2 separate regions of the Homo sapiens genome follow, and region 2 is linked to region 1. Evidence: chromatin loops called from intact Hi-C (ENCODE). Cell type or tissue: gastrocnemius medialis. All regions are shown on one strand. Each heading gives the region's core, and the rest is flanking DNA. Links, peaks and the distances in the headings are about the cores only. Region 1 has its middle 58 kb from the start of RGMA. Region 2 overlaps LOC107983974 (a long non-coding RNA gene).

The links. Peaks named below come from ENCODE experiments on the same cell type or tissue, not always from the same donor. Only the 100,000 strongest peaks of a DNase experiment are listed, where the experiment ranks them.
Region 2: it touches region 1 in a loop (10-fold over the local background); 10 of 110 quality-filtered maps call a loop at or near these places.

The regions. Positions count from the first base shown.
Region 1 is chr15:93,029,563-93,032,468 of GRCh38, forward strand. No RefSeq gene overlaps it. Among named protein-coding and RNA genes, the nearest start is that of RGMA, 58 kb to the right of the region's middle. RefSeq lists an enhancer at 2,429-2,906. In gastrocnemius medialis, for the core only: CTCF peaks have their summits at 1,261 (motif pointing right) and 1,465; DNase peaks (open chromatin) are centred at 389 and 1,249; H3K27ac peaks cover 1,649 bases.
Region 2 is chr15:93,616,574-93,619,479 of GRCh38, forward strand. The region is part of intron 5 of LOC107983974 (a long non-coding RNA gene); the gene reads left to right. Among named protein-coding and RNA genes, the nearest start is that of LINC02207, 240 kb to the right of the region's middle. In gastrocnemius medialis, for the core only: a CTCF peak has its summit at 1,126; no DNase peak of the experiment used is centred there.

The DNA of each region.
Region 1 (2,906 bases), core at 302-2,801:
AGATGGGCAGAACAATATCCACTTCCGGAACATCACACGTGAGCTTCCTCTTAATTTCTTTAGTGACCTAAGAAGGAATTGTTGCTAAAACACGGGCCCCGTTAACCACAGGCACTGTGGTGGCCCTCGGGGCGTTGGGGGGCTGTAAAGGGGCCTCCCGAGTCAGCGCATTGCCCCCATGTGGTCCCTCCCCATGTTCAGCTGGGTGATCACCTTGCATCTTCACCTGCAAAGGAAGGAGGCCGCTTCTTGGGTTCATGCGGTTTTTAAGTGAGAGTGTGCACAGTGGAAAAGGAAAAGGTTTGTAACCCTAAGGGCGACCTGGAAGAGACAGCATTCAAAGTCCTTGGCTGGGGAATGGGTGGAGAGGGTTGAGTCAGAGGGCAGCTGGATGGGTTGAGGCAGACTAAGGACAGAGCTTGCCCGGCCTGGAGGGCAGGCCCGGTGAGCACCGGGCCCAGCACCTCCCACTCCAGAGACTGCAAGACAAGCGAGCTGCCCTCTTGGAGCCCCATTGGCCAGGGCTTCTGGAAAGCCGCAGCTTGCTGTGCGGGGAGACTAAACCCCAGCAGGAAGGCCCAGCAGGGACTAGAACCCCCAGGAGCTCATAGTCTCATGGGGGAGACACTGCTGGAACCAGACAGTTATGGGAGAGGACGTTTTCCTTGAACCAGGTCTCCAGCCCCTCCTGTGGGCTGGTCCTGCTCCAGGAGCTGGACCCGCGCAGTGAACCAGGAGGATAAGGGCCCTGGCCCCTTGGAGTTGGTATTCTAGCTGGGGTAGGGGTTGGGGGCGGGCCCTAGAGAAGCAAACAGTAAGAGGACAAACGTCACATGAGTGCCAGGGAGAAAACAGCCAGAGGTAGAGGGACAGGGTCGTGAAAATCCTGGATCTGGGCAAACTTCAACCCCTACTCAGACGGCCAAGCCCTGGCGATGAGGATGGGCGGTCAGGAAGGCACGTGGGCCAGCGGGTGGGTGCCGGGCATGGCTGGACAGACTGGATTTGAACATTGGCTCTGTCTCTTACCAGCTGGTGTTGTGGAGCACATTCTCTATCTCCAAGCCTTAACTACAAATAGATACTGACAGCTTCTCACCAGGCTGGGCAGGGACAAGTGAGGTCCCTGAGGTGCATGTCAGGTGGGCTCGGCAGCTGTCATGATCAAAGGGTGGCACTGGGGCCTGTGCGGTGTTTGGGATCAGCTCCCACTCTCTGAAGCCTAGACTGAGGGCCCCTGAGCGAATGTGGTTCTAGAACCATCCTGCAGAGGGCAGCAGATTTCCACAAACAGCCTGCCCGGCACCCAACACCTAAACCCAACCCAGGGAAGGTTCCGGGCTCTTCCCTTGCCCGGGTGGGTCTCTCCCCCTTGGAGCCCACAACAAAGCCCCCCACACCCCAGGAGATGTGGAGCCACGTGGCTTCCGCAGGAAGGGAGACGGACGGGGAAGAGAGGGGCAGAGGCTGCAGGGAGAGGCAGCCTCACTGCCCTCCAAGAGCAGGGGACGCGAGGGGACAGGCTGCCCCGTCCCCAGCCTCCTTCATCCCTACTTCCAGCCCTTGTGCGGGGACGCACAGGGGGTCCTGCTCTGCAGTCCAGCCTCTCCTTCCTCCCACCTGGGAGGGGCAACTGTAGGGACCCTTCTGAGCCACAAGGCCCCCCTGGCATCACCGGCTGTTCTCGGTGACCTTCACCTTAATGTCCAAGCGCCCTGGTTTGGGTCTGGGGCCCTCTGTGACCTGCCCCTGCTGGCCACTCGAACCTTCTTGAGTCCCCTCACTGCAACCAGCCCCAGCTGCTCTCGGCCTCAGGTGGAGGAGGCCAGCTCCGCCTCTAGGGCATGGTCCCTTTCTTCCTCCTCCATCACCTCCATCTGCCCGCTGAGCACCTGGTGGTCTTCAAGAATCAATTCCGGCCATCTCTGGCTCTGCTGTTCCCATCTCCATGCCTGCTGGTGTCTTCCCCAGGCATCCCACAGATGCCGTCAGAGCCCCTGGCGCCCCCACCTGAACGAGGCTCCCTCGGAAAACCCAGGTTCTGTTCCTCTCTAGCTCCGCTTCCTGCCTCCACAGGTGCAGGTGAGAGGTGACAGCGTGCTGGCAGCCCTCAGAGCCCTCGCTTGCTCTCAGCACCTCCCCTGCCTGGGCTCTCACTTTGGCGGCATTTGAGGAGCCCTTCAGCACCCCCTGCACTGTGGGAGCCCCTTTCTGGGCTGGCCAAGGCTGGAGCCCACTCCCTCAGCTTGCAGGGAGGTGTGGAGGGAGAGGCGCAAGCGGGAACCTGGGCTGCGTGCGGCACTTGCAGGCCAGCTGGAGTTCCGGGTGGGCGTGGGCTTGGCGGGCCCCGCACTCGGAGCAGCCAGCCAGCTCTGCTGGCCCCGGGCAATGAGGGACTTAGCACCCAGGCCAGTGGCTGCGGAGGGTGTACTCGGTCCCCCAGCCGTGCCGGCCCACCGGCGCTGCGCTCGATTTCTCGCCGGGCCTTAGCTGCCTTCCCGTGGGGCAAGGCTCGGGACCTGCAGCCCACCATGCCTGAGCCTCCCACCCACTCCATGGGCTCCTGTGCGGCCCGAGCCTCCCCGACGAGCACCACCCTCTGCTCCACGACGCCCAGTCCCACTGACCACCCGAGGGCTGAGGAATGCGAGCGCACCGCGCGGGACTGGCAGGCAGCTCCACCTGCAGCCCCGGTGCGGGATCCACTAGGTGAAGCCAGCTGGGCTCCTGAGTCTGGTGGGGACGTGGAGAGTCTTTATACCTAGCTCAGGGATTGTAAAAACACCAATCAGCACCCTGTGTCTAGCTCAGGGTTTGTGAGTGCACCAATCGACACTCTGTATCTAGCTGCTCTGGTGGGGATGTGGAGAGTCTTTATGTCTAGCTCAGGGATTGTAAATACGCCA
Region 2 (2,906 bases), core at 113-2,612, 590 kb after region 1:
CCGTGATTTTAGATGATAAATCTGCTGTCATCTGAATTAAATTCTGTATAATATGTCTTTTCTCTCTGGCTGTTTTTAAGATTTTTTTCTTTAGTTTTCAGAAGTTTATGTTGTGTCTTGGTATAAATTTCTTTAGTTTTAATTTGTTTGGGATTCATCTGGCTTCTTGAACCTGTAGGTTATGCCTTTGCTTCTTTTGGGAAATTTTTAGCCTTTCTTTTTTTCTTAATCTTTTCCATTTTATAGCCTTTCTCTTCTCTTCTCCTTCTGGGATCTTTTGTTATTGTCCCGCAGATCTCCGAAGCTCTGTTCATTTTTTATTTCCAGTCTATTTTCTCTGTTCAGATTGAGTAAATTCTATTAATCTCTCTGATTTGAGTTCACTAATTCTAACTTTTATTATCTTCACTCTATTAAGTCCATTCAGCAAGTTTAAATTTTGAAAGTTTTTAGTTCTGTAATTTTCATTTTATTCCTTTTTATAATTTCTATTTCTTTTCTGAGATTTGCTACATTTTTTCCTTTTTCCCAGGATAATTTGTAATTGATTGTTGAAACCTTTTTACAGTGGGTACTTTTAGCAGATAATTTTAACATCTGATCTCCGTATAGCTATCAATTGACTGTCTTTTCTAATTCAAATTGTGGTATTCCTGGTTCCTGGCACAACAGATTTTTATTTTATCTTGAACACTTCATTATGTTAGGAGGCTCTTGATCCTATTTAAATCTTTGATTTTAGCAAGCAGTGGCTTTGTTTAGGTTTATCACAGGTTCTAGGCTCATTCTGTGAGCTTTAATTCCAATGATAGTAGTGTTCAGAGCCCTGGCAATGCTCTTCTGGGGTGCTGTGTTTTTCTGGTGCAGCTGGAACTTCACAGTCCCCACTGATGACAACTACAAGAGTGGAAGGCACTTCCCTGGGTTGCCTGGTGTCACTGGTCCACTTTCTATAGAAGGACAGGGTCAGGAGACACCAAGCCTGAGACTCATGTCACTGGGTGGAGAGCAGGGAGACACTGGGTTTCACTGCTGCTGCCACTGTCAGCAGAGCAGGCTGCCCACCAGTGCCCTAATTGTGCAGGAGGTTTGCTGCTCTGGGGCAGGTGAGTGAGACCACCTGCTGGTTGTGGAGCAGAAGTTGAGCTTCCCTGACTTCCCAGTCCTTTAGCCCTAGAGACTAGGCTTTTTTTGTTTGCTTCATATTTTGCTTGCTTGTTTTTGTCTATGCTTTTTGGTGGTTTGGGGTTGCAGATCTCTCCAGAGCCTAGTCTGGGGCATGTGGGCGGTAAGACAATAACCAGAAACCTTACAACATCGATGTTCCTCAGGTCCTAAGATCTCTAACAAGTCTGCCTTCTTTCCAGTTCCCACAGTCCCTTTATTGTTACCTGTTGAATAATTTCCAGTGTATTTAGTTGTACTTAGGTGAAGGAAAAGCAAATCTGGGTTATCTTTTTCTAGAACTGGAGGTCTATCTACTTTTGATAAGGAGAAATGTTCATTATATATTATGTGAACTTCTAAAGTTTGAAACACTATATATAGCATGAACCCATTTTTAAACATGCAGATTATATTTAGGCATAAAAATTAGTTTAAAGAAATATACAACAAAATATTAGCAATGGTTATTTTCTGGATAATGGTAATTTTTAAAGTTTTCATATTAATATTTTGATTTTAAACTTATTTTTATAAGAACTTATATTGATTTTATAATCTAAAAATAAAAGCTAGATCTTTTCTAATTTTGACAAGAAAAGGCTTATGGTGGGTAATATGCTTGTGGTTTTTAAATCCTTGAAGAACTGTCAAAGTAAAGAGGGATTAAACTTGTAATATGCTCTTCCCAAAGGCAAAATTCAGAATGAGAAATATTACACAGAGGGACTTTTTGGCTTAATTTACTAGACAGTTTTTGTGAAACCAATTTTGAATGACAAAAATTGCAGAGAGGGACCTTTTGGCTTAATTTACTAGAGAATTTTCTGTGAACAAATTTTGTTCAACAATGGCACAATCACTTTTCGGGTTTATTATAGAGAGGGTTTTGTGCAATGAAAAGGTCCTCCAAGGTGACAATGTATCTGTCTGCCAAGTGCATCCCTGGCATCCCAATTATCAATTTAATAGGTGAGAATGCCTTACTGAAACTTACCATGCACTGGAAAATACATTTGTCCTGGTTGGAGAAAGTTAAAGTCTAAGAGAGTGAACATTTAACATTACTGCTTTCTGGTTTATCTTTCCTTCGAAAGCAAAAAATATTACTTTGATTCTTTCCTGGTGCCAATCATGGGGATCTGATCTCCATTTTGGAGGTGAAGAATGGTAGGAAACCTTCTTTTTTTTACCTTCTCCTTGTTGTGAAGGAAAGACAATATTCATCAACACATTATCTGGCTCCTGTCTTGTCCAGATCTTAATCCTCTTGGCAAATAGATGAGGAGTCTTTCCTGGAACTTTTTCCTTTATGTTGAACAGTTTGAAGCGGCTTAAGAAGGTACCCTGGATTTCAGAGGCGTGGAGGAGACATAGGGAGTGGAAATGGCACCACATAAGAGGGCAAGGGCCCCGGGTACAAATGTTTGTGCTATAAGCCATGTAGTGTACAACACTGAGTTACCTAGTAGATAACCAGTATATGAAGCATTCAGCAGATGTTTGCTGAAGTTAACAAATAAGTGTGTGCATCTGTCAAATACTGTGGTCGATTTATGTCGGTGGCTTTCAAATTGTGCTTACAGTGAATGTAAGGATCCTGCAAATTGCCTCAAGACCTTTTTGTAAGACAGCAAAGGAGCTGCAGTGAAAATTTTGGTTTTAGTGCTTTGCCCAAACCAACACACAGACAAAACTATGCAGCAGGGGGTCAGCTTTGGAGGGGAATTCTGTGTAGAGTA